2 separate regions of the Homo sapiens genome follow, and region 1 is linked to region 2. The links are chromatin loops, found by intact Hi-C in ENCODE. Cell type or tissue: PC-9. All regions are shown on one strand.

Evidence for each region. Peaks named below come from ENCODE experiments on the same cell type or tissue, not always from the same donor. Only the 100,000 strongest peaks of a DNase experiment are listed, where the experiment ranks them.
Region 1: a loop joins it to region 2, with 3 times the contacts of the local background. A loop is called at or near these places in 5 of 110 quality-filtered maps.

Annotation. Positions count from the first base shown.
Region 1 is chr2:137,925,815-137,933,814 of GRCh38, forward strand. LOC101928273 (a long non-coding RNA gene) reads right to left here and starts at 2,118. Exons shown (of 3, transcript NR_120402.1): 1 at 2,088-2,118; 2 at 423-594. In PC-9, no CTCF peak of the experiment used is centred here; a DNase peak (open chromatin) is centred at 3,177.
Region 2 is chr2:138,068,260-138,076,259 of GRCh38, forward strand. No RefSeq gene overlaps it. Among named protein-coding and RNA genes, the nearest start is that of LINC01832, 30 kb to the right of the region's middle. RefSeq lists an enhancer at 3,811-4,312. In PC-9, no CTCF peak of the experiment used is centred here; DNase peaks (open chromatin) are centred at 3,622 and 4,182; H3K4me3 peaks cover 378 bases; H3K27ac peaks cover 638 bases.

The DNA.
Region 1 (8,000 bases), 140 kb before region 2:
CCAGCTCTGACTGTAAACAGTGGAATAATCAGTTTTAATTCTTTACCACTGAACTTTCTCTGGCACCAGATTCATGTAAGTATAATTCAGAAATGTAAAGTGGATAACAGCTTATTGTCCAAGGCTCCCAGGGACCAAAAAAGAAGGTGCAAAAACAAATGCTTAAAAGTAACTAAGTAACTCTGACCTGTAGCGCTGAAGTTAATTCCCTTTCTACATCATTTCCATAATATCTCCATACCCAAATGGTATCCCAAAATACATTAAGGAATTAACTAAGAAGTTGCATGGAAAATAATAGCAGCGGTAAAGTGCAATTAATGCCATAGGCAGGAAAGGCAAATACACTGATTTAGCTGAGATTTGACACAACTTTGGAATTCAACTTGGCAAAGCAAGAGGGGACATCGGAAAAGCCATACCTTGCTAAGGGAGAAAGCGGCTTTCTATTCTGAAGCGACTATATATGTGCAGTCATAGAAGGCCCAATCCACGGGAGAAATGAGCAGGGAAGTTTATGGGAAGAATCCAATGCAAGAAGGCATTTACTTGCAGCTAAAGCGCTGATCTTGAGGGGTTGAGGAAGACAGAAACCTTTTTTAATGACAAGGAAACAAAAGCAGAAATAATACTTTTTAAATTATTTTTAAAATCTTACTTGTGATGCATACTTAATGTCCCATAGTTGTGTGGGCTTTTCTCCAGAAGTACAGCTTCACAAAGGGTTATTTATTTATTTACTTTATTATACTTTGAATTCTGGGATACATGTGCAGAATGTGCAAGTTTGTTACATAGGTATACATGTGCCATGGTGGTTTGCTGTACCCATCAACCCGTCATCTACATTGGGTATTTCTCCTAATGCTATCCCTCCCCTTGCCCCCAACCCCTGACAGGCCCTGGTGTGTGATGTTTCTCTCCCTGTGTCCGTGTGTTCTCATTGTTCAATTCCCACTTATGAGTGAGAACATGCAGTGTTTGGTTTTCTGTTCCTATGTTAGCTTGCTGAGAATGATGTTTTCCAGCTTCATCCATGGTTATTTTGAGAAAAGTTTAGAGTAAAATGAAGGATAGACAAAGGCCCTCTGTGGTCAGAGTTTGTGCTCTGAAAGGGGGTCCCTTTCTCCATGGTGCTAGGTAGTCATGGTGATGCACAGACAAAACAGAAATGATCTCCTTGTTTTCTTCAACAAAGTTCCAATTACTCCCAGTATCTTCAAAATGGGTGAGAATGAACCTCTGTGAGTGCAACATGCTCCATGGTTTGTGTTTATTTACTTTATTTTTGCTGTAAGGTTGCAGGCTCCTTTGTAGTCTACAAACACCTTGAGAACAGGGATGGTCTTTACTCATCATTGTTCTTATTCCTCAGCTCAAGGCCTGGACACATACCAGGCATTTAATAAAGTGAGTTCTGTTAACCTAATCTTTAAATGTTGATATTGCTTTCTTTTCAGGAGATAAACTTATTTAGGTCACACACATACACACACACCACATGCATTCACACTCCAGAAAACTAAATCTGACACATACACACACACAAAGAACAACTGATGTAAAAAATAATAATGGTAAATTGAAGGCAATAAAACATTCATTTTTATACTAAAATTAAAAAATAAGATACAAAGAAAGCTGAGCATAGAAGATTGACATATACAGAAGCTATAGGAAAACAGACCCACAAAGCATTATTTCATATCTCCATGCAGTGATTTTTTTTTTCTCTAACTTGGGGAATGAGGTAGAATTTCTATTGCCCCCCACTTTCTGTTGGCTGCTGATGGTTACATTTCCTCTTCTGAGAGTCTCACATATTGACCATAGATGTTGTTGTCACTAAATAAACCACATGCATCATTAATTAAATACGAATTAGTAAAAAAGGAAAGAGGTATAGTGGGTTGAATAATTTTTCCCTAAATTTATGTACATCTGTGTCTTGGTTCATTTGAGCTGCTATAACAAAAATACCATAGACTAGGTAATTTATAAACAAGAGAAAATTTATTGCTAATAGTTTCTGGAGGCTGCAAGTTCAAGATGACTTCCTATTCAGCGTTTGGCAGGGGTCTACTCACTGCTTCATTGATGGTGCCTTCTTGCTGTGTCCTCACACGGAAGAAAGGTTGACCAAGGTCTCTGAAGCCTCTTTATAGGGCAGTAATCCAATTCATGGGGAATCTGTCCTCATGGCTTAATCACCCCCACCTCCACCCCGACCCAAAAGAAAAGCTGCATCTCTTAATACTCTCACATTGGGGATCAAGTTTGAACATATGGGCTGGGCGTGGTGGCTCATGCCTGTAATCCCAGCACTTTGGGTGTGCTGAGGTGGGAGGATCACCTGAGGTCAGGAGTTTGAGACCAGCCTGGCCAACATGGTGAAACCCCATCTCTACTAAAAATACAAAAAATAGCTGGGCGTGGTGGCACACGCCTGTAATCCCAGCTACCAAAGAGGCTGAGGCAGGAGAACCACTTGAACCCTGGAGGTGGAGGTTGCAGAGAGCCGTGATGGTGCCACTGCACTCCAGCCTGGGTAACAGAGCAAGACTGTGTCAAAAAAAAAAAAAAAACAGTTTGAGCATATGAATTTTGGGGGTATACAAACATTCAGACCATTCCAACCTGGAACATCAGAATGTGACCTTACTTGAAAACAGAATCTTTGTAGATATATTTGGGATATAAAAAGGATTCTGGAATAAAACCACCCTGGATTTACGGTGCACACAAAAATCTAATGCCAGGTGTCCGTATGAGAAGATGGAAAAATACAAAGACACAGGGGATAAGGCCATTTGTAAACTCTAGCAGAGACTGGAGTTATGCTGCCACAGACCAAGAAATGCCAAGACCCATCAGAAGCTGAAAGAGGCAAGGAAGGATTGCAGCTTTCCAAGGAAGGGTGTCCCTACTAACACACCTTGATTTTGGACTTCTGACCTTCACAACAGTGAGAGAATACATTCTTGTTGTTTAAGCCACCCAGTTTGTGGTACTTTGTTATGGTGGCCTCAGGAAACTAATACAGGAGGTTTTCTGTTTAGCATATTATAGGATATTGACTTGAGTAGGAGCTCAGATTCCACAGAGAGATAGTTGGATGAGGTCTATGTATTAACACCATATTGAATACAAACTCTGTAAGTGGGAAGCATTGTTTCCAGGAAGAGCAAATACCACATTCCAACCATATTTATGGTTGTTGAGTCAGGGAGATTCCTGTCAACACTACCTTATCAGCAACTGTCTGGCTGAGAGTAAGAATAAACTTTTGCCTCTTTTATATACAGATTTTATGTAGTTAATTAAATAAATGTTAATAAAAACCATATTAAAGCAATTTCTAAAAATATCTTTTTTAGCCACTTTTTTTTAGGTCTTCAATAGAATAATGAAATCCGTGAAAAATCCTCAGGTCTTCAGGGTTTCATCTTGATATCTTATCATTCTGTCAAACTATAGGCTGAGGGAGAAACATTCTGCAGCTTCCCTTAGAAGACCTGCTTTCAATCTATCTTTCCACAGAGGCATTTTTCAGGATTCCTGTGTCTAGATTTCACCCTGGGAAAACCAGGGATAAAACCATCAGTCACATTAATTGCGGCCCAGGGAATGTTCAGCTGGCACATGTGACTAGACCAGTGGTAGAAGGCATGCAGGACTTAGGATTTTACATTTCTTTACATTTGGCCTTTACATTTCTTGTTACAGACATTGTTTATTAATGTCATTTCACACAGGAAAAAAATGAAGATCAGGATATTTAAGTGAATTGCTCAAGATTACACAGCTAGTAAATGACAGACTCAAGTCCTGAGCCCGACATAGTCTTGCCCCAGGGCTGTGCGCCATGTTGCTTTTCTCAAAATGTGCTTAAGCCTATTTGCTTGATCACCCTCCTTCTTGAGCTCTAGAAGGGCAAACACCATCTGTCTGTTGAAAACAAAATGAGAGTGCCTATTTTTTGCCAGACACTGTGAGAGTAAACAGTGGTTTATAATCCAAGCTCAAACAGTGTATTGGCTGAGTAAAATTTAATAATTACTTTACATCATTTAGATAGTCTGGTTGGATGATTGGCAGTAATTTTCCTATGTTTTTCACTCTTTTGAGGAACAGGCTGGCCCTGGGAGACGGGATGGAGTGAGGAGGAAGAAAAGGCCGCATAGCTTTTACAAATCTTATCAAAGTCAAAGGTCTTATGGACATACCTTTGCAATATGGAAGTGACTTAAGTGTTATGTGTTTCCACGCACTCTTCTTTTAGTAATTTTTCCATGGGAAAACAAACCCATGACTCAGTACAATTTGAGAAAGTAAATCACCTAAAATTTCACAACAGAACTCCCCCCAAATGGTGGTGGGAAGCCACCGTTAGAAATAAATTTCGGTCTACTATTTTTTAACTAATTTTTTAAATAGTGGTAACATACACATAAAACTTACTATCTTAACCATTTTTGAGTGTGCAGTTCAATAGTGTTAAGTGAATTTCCATTGTTGTGTAATCAATGTCCAGAACTTTCCCATCTGTCACAACTGAAACTCTATCCCCATTAACTCCTCATTTTCCCCTTTCCTCAGCTCCTGGCAAACATAATTCTACTTTCCATTTCTATGAATTTTATTACTTTAGACACTTCATATAAGTGGGCTTATAGTATTTGTCTTTTTGTGGCTTATTTCATTTATCAGGCCTGCAAGATGTATCCACGTTGTAGTATTGTGTCAGAGTCTCATTCCCATTTAAGGCTGAATAATATTCATATATATATATGTATATATATATATACAAATTATTTTTCCATTCATGTGTAGATGAACACTTGGGTAGTTTCTAATCTTGGCTATCGTAAATAATGCTGTTATGAACATAGGTGTACACTCTACCTACTACTTTTTATCACAATTTAAACTCTTCCATTTTGAGAAAAGTTGTAAATTAACAGAATATGTTTTATTTAGAAATTTAATCATCATTTTTCTTCTCAGATATAACAAGAACAACACAAAGAAAGTATTTTTTCTTTGAAGTTCATAAAGTGCCATTGCATAATTTATTTTTACATAAAAATACTTTCTGGGTTGAGCACAGTGGCTCATACCTATAATCCCAACACTTTGGGAGACTGAGGTGGGAAGATCAGTTGAGGCCAAGAGTTCAAGACCAACCTGGGCGAGAGAGTGAGACCCTGTCTCTACAAAAACTTTAAAAAATTAACCAGGCATGGTGGTGGATGCCTGTAGACCTAGCTACTCAGGAGGCAGAGGTTTGAGGCCAGGAGTTCAAGGCTGCAGTGAGCTGTAATCACGCCAGTGCACTCCAGCCTGGGCAACAGAGTAAGACCTTGTCTCAAGAAGAAGAAAAAGAGAAGGAAGGAAGGAAGGAAAGAAGGAAGGAAAAAGAAAGAAAGAAAGAAAGAAACGAAAGAAAGAAGGAAAGAAAGAAAGAAAAGAAAAAAGAAATAGAAAGAAAAGAAGAAAGAAAAGAAAAAAGAAATAGAAAAGAAGAAAGAAAGAGGAAGGAAGGAAGAAAGAAAAAGCAAAGAAACAGAGAAAGAAAGAAGAAAGAAACAAACAAAGAAAGAAAGAAGAAAGAAAGAAAGAAAGAAAGAAAGAAAGAAAGAAAGAAAGAAAGGAAGAAAGAAAGAAAGAAAGAGAAGAAACTTCAGAGTACATTGCTGCTTTGAATTGAGTTGTGCATTAGGAAGCATCAGTCTCCCAGGGAGGAACAGAGAGCTGATAAGGTAGCATGCATTCTCCCAAATCTGTCCCACCCAGAGAATAATGCTCTAGATTTTTCTGACATGTTTCTGGAGGGTGATAATGCTAAAAGTCCCTTGCAGAATCATTTCCCATTACTAAATTCACCTGCTTTATTACGTCTCAGGAATGAATTTTTTCAATTAAGTCTTCCCCTTGTTTTTGTTGTGTTGTAACTACTTTACGATGACTGCCCTACTTAGGGATGGTATCTTAGGCCATTTGGGCTGTTACAAACATTTTTGTTACAAAAATACCATAAGCAGGATAGCTTATAAACAACATAAATTTATTTCTTACAGTACTAGAGGCTCGGAAAGTTGAGATTAAGTCACTGTCAGAATCGGTATCTGGTGAGGCTCAGTTTTCTGGTTCACAGACAGTGACTGTCTTCTCGCTGTGTCTTCTCTTACAATGGCTTTCCCTTGCAGTGGATCTCTCTTGCATCTCTTTAATAAAAGCACTAATCTGATTCACCGATTCATGAATCACGAATCACTTTTGAAAGATCCCGTCTCCTAATACCATCATATTGGGAATTGGAATTTCAACATAGGAATTTGGGGGGAATATTAGTCTATTGTTGATGGTTTGATGACCTAATTCTCATGGTGGTTTTAACCCATGCTCTGTTTTAATAAAAATAAAATGTTGTAAAATTATATAATTTTTTCTGACAGATAACTCCACCCTTTCCTCATACTTTATCCTCTTTAAAATCACTATATATTTAGAAGATGGTTTATTTTCTAGGCATTTCTGCAAACTGATTAGGTCGAACTTTTATTTTTCTTTGACCAAATATTATATTTATTATCAAATATATGCATTCTACTTTGATCCTCCTGATCCTCCCTCCATTACCCCCAAAAAACCTTTTAAGGATCATATCATTTTAATTAGGAAGTTCTTCGGCTACATTCAAAATATGATTTTTCTTTATAAAATTGGACTAATAACTCCAATTTGTGCAGACCACATCTGAAGAATGTTACAAACGTGTGTGAACTCTGTAAGGCTCCCAGTCCAACTTTTTTTTTTTTTGAGTCGGAGTTTCGCTCCTGTGGCCCAGGCTGGAGTGCAGTGGTGTGATCTCGGCTAACTGCAACCTCCGCCTCCTGGGTTCAAGTGATTCTCCTACCTCAGACTCCCGAGTAGCTGGGATTACAGGCATGCACCACCACGCCCAGCTAATTTTTGTATTTTTAGTACAGGGGGGTTTCACCATGTTGGCCAGGATGGTCTCAATCTCTTGACCTCATGATCCACCCACCTTGGCCTCCCAAAGTGCTGGGATTACTGGCATGAGCCACTGCACCTGGCCCCAGTCCAACTTTTATGTCTCCATTTTCATCTTTCCTAATCCAGCCTTATACTGGAAGCTTCTTCGGACTAAGCCAAGTAAACCTTAGGTCTTCATGTTCATATGGGGACCTTAATATTGATACGGGGCTTGTACACTTTAAAATATTTCCACATATGTTAAGCTTGTGGTGATCCTCTGAGGCATGACAGATACTATTTTCCTTGTTTCATAGAAGAGAAAATTTGAGGTTCCCTGGCTTCCAGTCTGGCACTCTTCCTGCTATTCCATGCTGTGTTCTCTGATTGAAAAATAGTAAGTCTTTGGTATTCCCCAGCTTGGTCAAATCTGTTTAAAGATCACTTAGCCCACTTTTTTCTGAGTCCATATGAACCAAGTGATCCTTTAATCTGCCTTATTGAGTAAATGCACCCTTCCTGAAGTAAGTGAGTGCCCTACAGAGTTAGGTGCCAAGCTGAGCTGCAGTCATGGGTTATTTACTGCCAATTTGGCATCACCAACACTCCCTTCTAAGGGTTCCTCTGTCTTTTGAGAAGCTGGGAGCTATATTTGCAGAATGCCTTTCCCCATATGTTTACAGATTGGTTGACCAAGAAGTCCCTTCTTGCTGAAGATTTGGAAGGCTGAAACGAACAACAGGCTAGAGGTGGTTATAGGCAGAAATGTGGACAGCTGTGAGATTCTAAGAGGCTCCACCAGAAAGCCATGTCCTTCATCATTGCAGACTGTGATGGTTGAAGAGAAATGTCTAGAAGTTCAAGAACAATGGACAATGAACAGAGAACTGTTCAGCTGGGAGCTGAGGCTGAGGCTGTCCACCATGGCTTCATTGACCTCAGCTTCCTCCAGTTGTCCAATGGTTGTGTAGGCTTCTTGACATCTGCATTAAACCTTTTTA
Region 2 (8,000 bases):
CTCTGACCTCAAGTGATCTGCCCGCCTTGGCCTCACGAAGTCCTGGGATTATAGGTGTAAGCCACCATACCCAGCCTGAAAGTATATTTTTGCATATCCTTCTTTGCCTAACTATTCGGTTTTTGTCTTCCCTACAATAACTTAAATATAAGGAGTTGTCTTGTTTGTCCCTGGATTTCTAGTGCTCTGAATAGAACCTAGCATCTAGTACATGTTCCATGTCTCTCTGTTGAATAAATGAATGATCAACCATACATCCAACTTTGTATATAGTACCTTTGAAATGGTATCATTTTTCTTCAGATTTTAATTCCCAAAGAAAGGGAAAGAGTCAAGCAAAAAATCTCCCTGATATAGAAAAGATCACAAATCATCCCTATCTGAGCAGAGACCAAGTCTACAAGTAGTTCACAAATTGTCTGGGTTTTGGTCAATTTATTTTTTTTTAATTATACTTTAAGTTCTGGGATACATGTGCAGAATGTGCAGGTTTGTTACATAGGTATACATGTGCTATGGTGGTTTGCTGCACCTATCAACCCATCATCTACATTAGGTATTTCTCGTAATGCTATCCCTTCCCTATTCTCCTGCCCCCTACAGGCCCCGGTGTGTGATGTTGCCCTCCCTATGACCAGTGGGGTGTTAAAGTCTCCCACTATTATTGTGTGGGAGTCTAAGTCTCTCTTTATAGGTCTCTAAGAACTTGCTTTATGAATCTGGGTGCTCCTGTATTGGGTGCATATATATTTAGGATAGTTAGCTCTTCCTGTTGTGTTAATCCCTTTACCATTATGTAATGCCCTTCTTTGTCTTTTTTGATCTTTGTTGGTTTAAAGTCTGTTTTATCAGAGACAAGGATTGCAACCCCTGTTCTTTTTTTTTTTTTTTTTTTTTTTTTTTTTTTTTTTTGCTTTCCATTTGCTTGATAAATAGTCCTTCATCCCTTTATTTTGAGCCCATGTGTGTCTTTCCACATGAGATGGGTCTCCTGAATACAGGACACAGATGGGTCTTGACTCTTTATCCAATTTGCCAGTCTGTGTCTTTTAATTGGAACATTTAGCCTGTTTACATTTAAGTTTAATATTGTTACGTGTGAATTTGGTCCTGTCATTGTGATGCTAGCTGGTTATTTTGCCTGTTAGTTGATGCAGTTTCTTCATAGTGTCGATGGTCTTTATAATTTGGTATGTTTTTGTTATGGCTGGTACCAGTTTTTCCTTTCTATATTTAGTGCTTCCTTCAGGAGCTCTTGTAAGGCAGGCCTGGTGGTGACAAAATCCCTCAGCATTTGCTTGTCTGTAAAGGATTTTATTTCTCCTTAGCTTATGAAGCTTAGTTTGGCTGGATATGGAATTCTGGGTTGAAAATTCTTTTCTTTAAGAATGTTGAATATTGGCCCCCACTATTTTCTGGCTTGTAGGGTTTCTGCTGAGAGATCCTCTGTTAGTCTGATGGGCTTCCCTTTGTAGGTAACCCGACCTTTCTTTCTGGCTGCTCTTAACATTTTTTCCTTCATTTCAACCTTGGTGAATCTGATGATTATGTGTCTTGGGGTTGCTCTTCTCAAGGAGTATCTTTGTGGTGTTCTCTGTATTTCCAGAATTTGAATGTTGACCTGTCTTGCTAGGTTGGGGAAGTTCTCCTGGATAATATCCTGGAGAATGTTTTCCAACTTGGTTCCATTCTCCCTGTCACTTTTAGATACACCAATCAAACGTAGGTTTGGTCTTTTCACATAGTCCCATGTTTCTTGGAGGCTTTGTTCATTCCTTTTTGTTCTTTTTTCTCTTGTCTTCATGCTTTATTTCATTAAGTTGATCTTCAATCTTTGATATCCTTTCTTCGACTTGATTGATTCGACTATTGACACTTGTGTATGCTTCACGAAGTTTTCGTGCTGTGTTTTTTAGCTCCATCAGGTCATCTATGTTCTTCTCTAAACTGGTTATTCTAGTTAGCAATTCCTCTAACCTTTTTTCAAGGTTCTTAGCTTCCCTTCATTGGGTTAGATAGAACATGCTCCTTTAGCTGGGAGTAGTTTGTTATTATCCACCTTCTGAAGCCTACTTCTGTCAATTCATCAAACTCATTTGCCGTCCAGTTGTGTTCCCTTGCTGGCGAGGAGTTGTGATCCTTTGGAGGAGAACAGGTGTTCTGGTTTTTGGAATTTTCAGCCTTTTGATGCTGATTTTTTTTCCTCACCTTCGTGGATTTATCTACCTTTGGTCTTTGATGTTGGTGACCTTCAAATGGGGTTTTGGTGTGGACATCGTTTTTGTTGATGTTGACGCTATTCCTTTCTGTTTGTTAGTTTCCCTACTAACAGGCCCCTCTGCTGCAGGTCTGCTGAAGTTTTCTGGAGGTCAATTCCAGACCCTGTTTGTCTGCATGTTACCAGCAGAGGCTGCAGAACAGCAAAGATTGCTGCCTGTTCCTTCCTCTGGAAGCTTCGTCACAGAGGGGAAGCTGCCAGATGCCAGCCAGACCTCTCCTGTATGAGGTATCTTTTGACCTCTGCTGGGAGGTGTCTCCCAGTCAGGAGGCATAGGGGTCAGGGACCCACTTGAGGAGGCAGTCTGTCCCTTAGCAGAGCTTGAGTGCTGTGCTGGGAGATCCGCTGCTCTCTTCAGAACTGGTAGGCAGGAATGTTTAAGTCTGCTGAAGCTGCTCCCACAGCCACCTCTTCCCCCTGTTGCTCTATCCCAGGGAGATGGGAGTTTTATCTGTAAGCTCCTGACTGGGGCTGCTGCCTTTCTTTCAGAGATGCCCTGCCCAGAGAGGAGGAATCTAGAGAGGCAGTCTGGCTACAGCAACTTTGTGGTGCTGAGGTGGGCTCCACCCAGTCCAAACTTCCTGGTGGCTTTGTTTACGCTGTGAGGGGAAAGCTGCCTACTCAAGCCTCAGTAATGGTGGATGCCCCTCCCCACACCAAGCTCGACTGTCCCAGATAGACTTCAGACTGTGTGCTGGCAGTGAGAATTCCAACCAGTGGATTTTAGCATTCCAGGTACCACTAGGGTATGAGAAAAAAGTCCTGCAGCTAGCTGGGTGTCTGCCCAAATGGCCACCCAGTTTTGTGCTTGAAACCCAGGGCCCTGGTGGTGTAGGCACCCAAGGGAATCTCCTGGTCTGTGGGTTGTGAAGACCATGGGAAAAGTGTAGTATCTGGGCCGGAGTGTGCTGTACCTCACGGCACAGTCCCTCAGGGCTTCCCTTGGCTAGGGGAGGGAGTTCCCAACCCCTTGCACTTCCCGGGTGAAGCAACGCCCAACCGTGCTTTGGTTTCCCCTCCATGGGCTGCACCCACTGTCTAACCAGTCCCAGTGAGATGAGCCAGGTACTTCAGTTGGAAATGCAGAAGTCACCTGCCTTCTGCATTGATCTCTCCAGGAGCTGCAGACTGGAGCTGTTCCTATTCTGCCATCTTGCCAGCCACACTGTCAATTCATTTTGTAAAAGTCACCTCCTGAATGTGTAGGTTTTTGCAGTCACTGGATCAGCCATGCAGTCAATGCAATTCAGCCTCAGAAGGGGTAGAGATTGAGTGTTTTTAAACTTTTTTTTTTTTTACCTTCCCAACATGGGCAGTGTTTACTTTGAACAATTTCCAACACAGAAACCACAATTTATGAAAAGCTCTGAGGCATTAACCTTGTTGCATCCCCTTTCTTGCTGTCTGATTTTCTTTTCACCTTCAAGTACTTAAAAAGCACATTTGCCCTTGTTACTAGAAAAACTAATGTTGGGCAATTGATTAGAATCTTTACTAATCTTCGTGTTTCCTGAATTCATATTAACAAAAGAGTGAAAAACCAACGGCCTCATTTGAGGTCATTCCAAATAAAGCCTCATCTTCATCTTCCCATTTGAGCACTCAGTTTAAGAGCAAAACTCATCACGGAGCAGAAAAAAGGGCAAGTTTTAGCTGTTAAGCTTCAGGCTGACTTGATCCGAAATAAATGCTTTGTAATCTCTCTTTAAACAAAAGCTTTAGCTTCTGTAATCCTCTTCTTTATCATTCCTATGGAGCCTCCTGAGGCTGAAACTGCTGTTCACGTCATTTTTATAAACAGCCTAGATCTCTGCCCACAAATTGCATTCCAAGGGTGATGGCAGTGGTGTCAACTTAGCTCAAGGCGCAAGTGTCATGAGTCATGTTTCCCTCCCTTTGGAGACACCTGCCCAAGCAAATCCCAAGCATCCTCTGCTTGTTTTCTCATTGCACAGACGTCCTGTTACTGAGCATCCATTCAGCCAAGAGCCCTAGCTCATTAAAGCATGACTAAGAGACTATTGTGTCTGTCTGCACCTTCTGTTCTTGAAAAGCCTTCCATTTGGTGTGTAAATACTCACTGTGACACATTGCATTCAGGGCTCCATCCAAAGCCTGGTGCCTTTGACAGGGTCCTTCAGTGCCTGTAAATTTCCACTGCCTTTCCTAAAGGAAACAGCAAGGAGGCTTAGGGTCCATGACATCAAACTGATGGTCTTAGGAATGATGATCTAACCAGAATTGAAATGGCTTACACTGGCTGAGTCACCATGGACTTTCAAACAGGTATCTGAAGATACATGTTGATAAAAACCTTCATGTGGAGGCAATGAAAAGCTATACTTCAAATAAATGGCAAAAAATAAAAATAAAAACATAGCTCTGTGCATAAATATTAGAGAGAACATGCACCATTTGCTGCACCTCTTATAGCAGAGCCATGTGTGCTCCTGCCTGAGTGCAACACACATACACCATACACATAAGGACCCTTTCCCAATAGCTACCCTTCTACCTTCTCACAAGCTCAACTTCTAGCTATTTGTATGAGAAAAACAATCTCTGGGTAAATCCTCATAAGACTGACTTGGACTTAGAACTTGGGTCAGACTCATTGCCAAAGTAGAAGCCATAGCTGGGAATAAAGAGATCTGGATTCTTAAGTAGTGCCTAGTTAATGAAAGGGGCATGGGCTATTGAATTAAACAGACCTTGATTTAAATCCCCCATATGTTATTTATTAATTGTGTTAATAAGCAAGTACCTTAAAGTGTGAGTCTCACTTTCCTCTTATATATAAGGCTTCCTGAAAGCATTAACAGTGATGTATATGAACTGGCCAATACAAAGTAAGACCTCAATAAATGGTGGGCACCTTCTTTTATATGCCAGCTTGTATTCTTATTGGACAAGGTATGCAACCTCTTTGGGCCCCAATTTCTTTCTGAAAGAATCAATTCTAGTGCTCAAAGATTCAGAACTTAGTGCTTACACTTTGGGAAGGAGGACTGATGTAAAGAATCAGGATTTTCTGGACAAGTTGATGAATCTCCTCCCTCTCTTTGGTGTCCCTGAATGAGTGATAGATGGATAAAAGTCCAGTGTCCACATATGCACAGATGCTAATAAAATGAGGTGGAATGATGGTAAGGCCTTAAAGTAGAAAGTATGAAACCTCCACTCTTGTCTTGGCTTTCTCTCTTTCCCTTGCTTACTCACTCTATCTCCTTCTCTCTCTCCCTTTCTCCAAATGTCAAATGTAATCTCTGCCTTAAATTTTGTAAAATCATCAACACCCTTGTAAAACAACATACAAACATAAGTTATTATTATTAACTATGTAATCATTGTTGCAGACATACTTTTAAGTCAGTGTCTCCAATCTTCCTTGGCTGTAAACTACATTCAACTCTGTATTTTCCTAGAAAGAGGTACTTGAAGAAAAGATAATGCTCTTAGAGGGCGTTATTTAGCAAATACAGGGTAAAGGAATCATGTATTTTTTGCATTTGGGGAGTTTTCTGAAAGTTCTCTTTTCCACACCCATACTTGATTTGTATTAGACAATTTCATCTCTTACTCAGAAAAAAGGCAGGGTTTCACACTCTGCCTAATGTTGTAAAAGTTTCAAAAAAGCTTTAAAAAATGAGAGTAATTTTGTGAAGATTTTCTTGACTGCTGTTAGAAAAATTAACTTCCTACAAAGGAAACAAATGCAGCTGTACCCAAAATGGCATCATTTTAAAAACTGTGCATGTACAGGGACTCTCTTGATCCCTTATAATAGGTAAAGGATAATAGAATTGAAATGGGATTAATCAGTGTGTATATGTGTATTCTGTTTTGAGTTTATCCACTGGTATTTTTCACTTTCTTTTTTTAAGGTTATCAATCTGTCCTAAAATTGCCTTCAAAAGACATGAATTTGTCTGGCTCAAACATTGGAATTTTCATTCTTTCTCCTACTGATTTTAGTAACTACGGTAACAAACTGATGTCTTTGGCTGCCTTCAGTTCCTCACCTTATGGATATTTCCAAAAAAGGTGCTAACTTTGAGTTAGCAAGGTGCATCTCTAGAGCAACTCTGATAGTAACTAATCATGGAGTAATATCCACTAATATTCCATATTCTATTGGTTAGAAGCAAGTCCCAGGTCCCACTCATGACAGGAGGCAGGGGGTATGAGGGTGGAGTCCACCTTAGAATCTGTCCATCACAATTAGTATAGAAGGCAAAATCTTGGATGGGGTTAAAGGACCCTTCAGGAGCAATCAATACCCTTCAGGAAGGTAAGATTTGAGGTGGTGATAGAGATAATAATGTGGCCAGTCCAGGGATGCTCATACCTGGAACATCATTAAACCCATATTTTAAAAGTATTTGCTCCTTGTTTATCTAGAGAAGAAATGAAGACATTTGAGGGAAGAAAAGAAGAAAAAAAGAATGCTGAAAACAGTAGTCTAGTTTGGATATTTACTAATTTAAATAAATCCTTGCATTTAACTTCCACCTTCTAAAGAAGTAGGTCTAGTGATCATCTGCTGTTACTCAGCTATATTCTCCATGGCCTCCCCATCCTAACCCAGAAGCAGACTATAACATTATTCCTTTTAACTACAAATAATACTCATTCTAAGAGAAATTTTGGTAAATTTAATTTTCTCTCTTTCCATTTCCAGTGATACTACAGCATTGTCTAACCTATCAATTTCTAAGTAAGAGACTATATCCTTAATTGGGCTATGCTTTTATATTCATATGGCAGTCTTTAAACTCAGCAGTGTGAAAGAATTAAGGTGGGTAGTAGCCTTAAATACTATTAGTTTTTTGGTTTTTTTTTTTTTAAACACCACCTAAGACAACTTTTAGCTCCATAGGTCTAGGCTGTTTCAGTGACCCAGAAATCATGCCAAAAGAGTATTAGCTTCATTGTTAATATAGTCATAATAGTTTCCTACTTGTCTCAAATTTAAAACTACCAAGAATTTCCTTTGGTTACAAAACAAATAAATATCCCCTCATCGATATGCATAATATTGTAAAATTATAGTGTGAAAATTATCAACTTGTCTTACTTCATGGCAACAACTTTTTATGGCTCTTTCCTGGGGTTCCCACACAGGCTCTGGTTCCTGGGTCATTTCTCTCCTCCCATATAATTACCATTCCATAAGAGGGGATTATACTCACCCCTCCTTTGACTCCTTACCCTACTGCTATGTGGTATCAGCTTTAGATATTGTTGAAAAATGTTGTGATTTCAATCACAACGTTCTGATAATGACAATTTTATTAGTATGCTAAGACTTCCAGAACAATATACCGCAGACTGGGTAGCTCAAACAATAGAAATATATTTCTCACAGTTCTTGAGGCTGGAAGTCCAGGGTCAAGGTAATAACAAGTTTGGTTTCTCTTGAGACCGCTCTCGTTGGCGAGCAGATGGCCACTATCTTGCTGCGTCCTCACATGGTCTTTCACTTGTATGAGTGCACCACTAATGTCTTTCTCTCTTCTTATGAGAACACCAATCCCACTGGATCAGGGGCCCATCCTTATAATCTCATTTAACTTTCATCACCTCTTTAAAGGTCTTCAAATACAGTCATATTGGGAATTAAGCCTTCAACATATGAATTTGGTGGAAGGGGCACAGTTCAGCCCATAACAACCATCTTGCTAACAAATTTGGTAACAATTATTCAGGCTTTACTTGAATA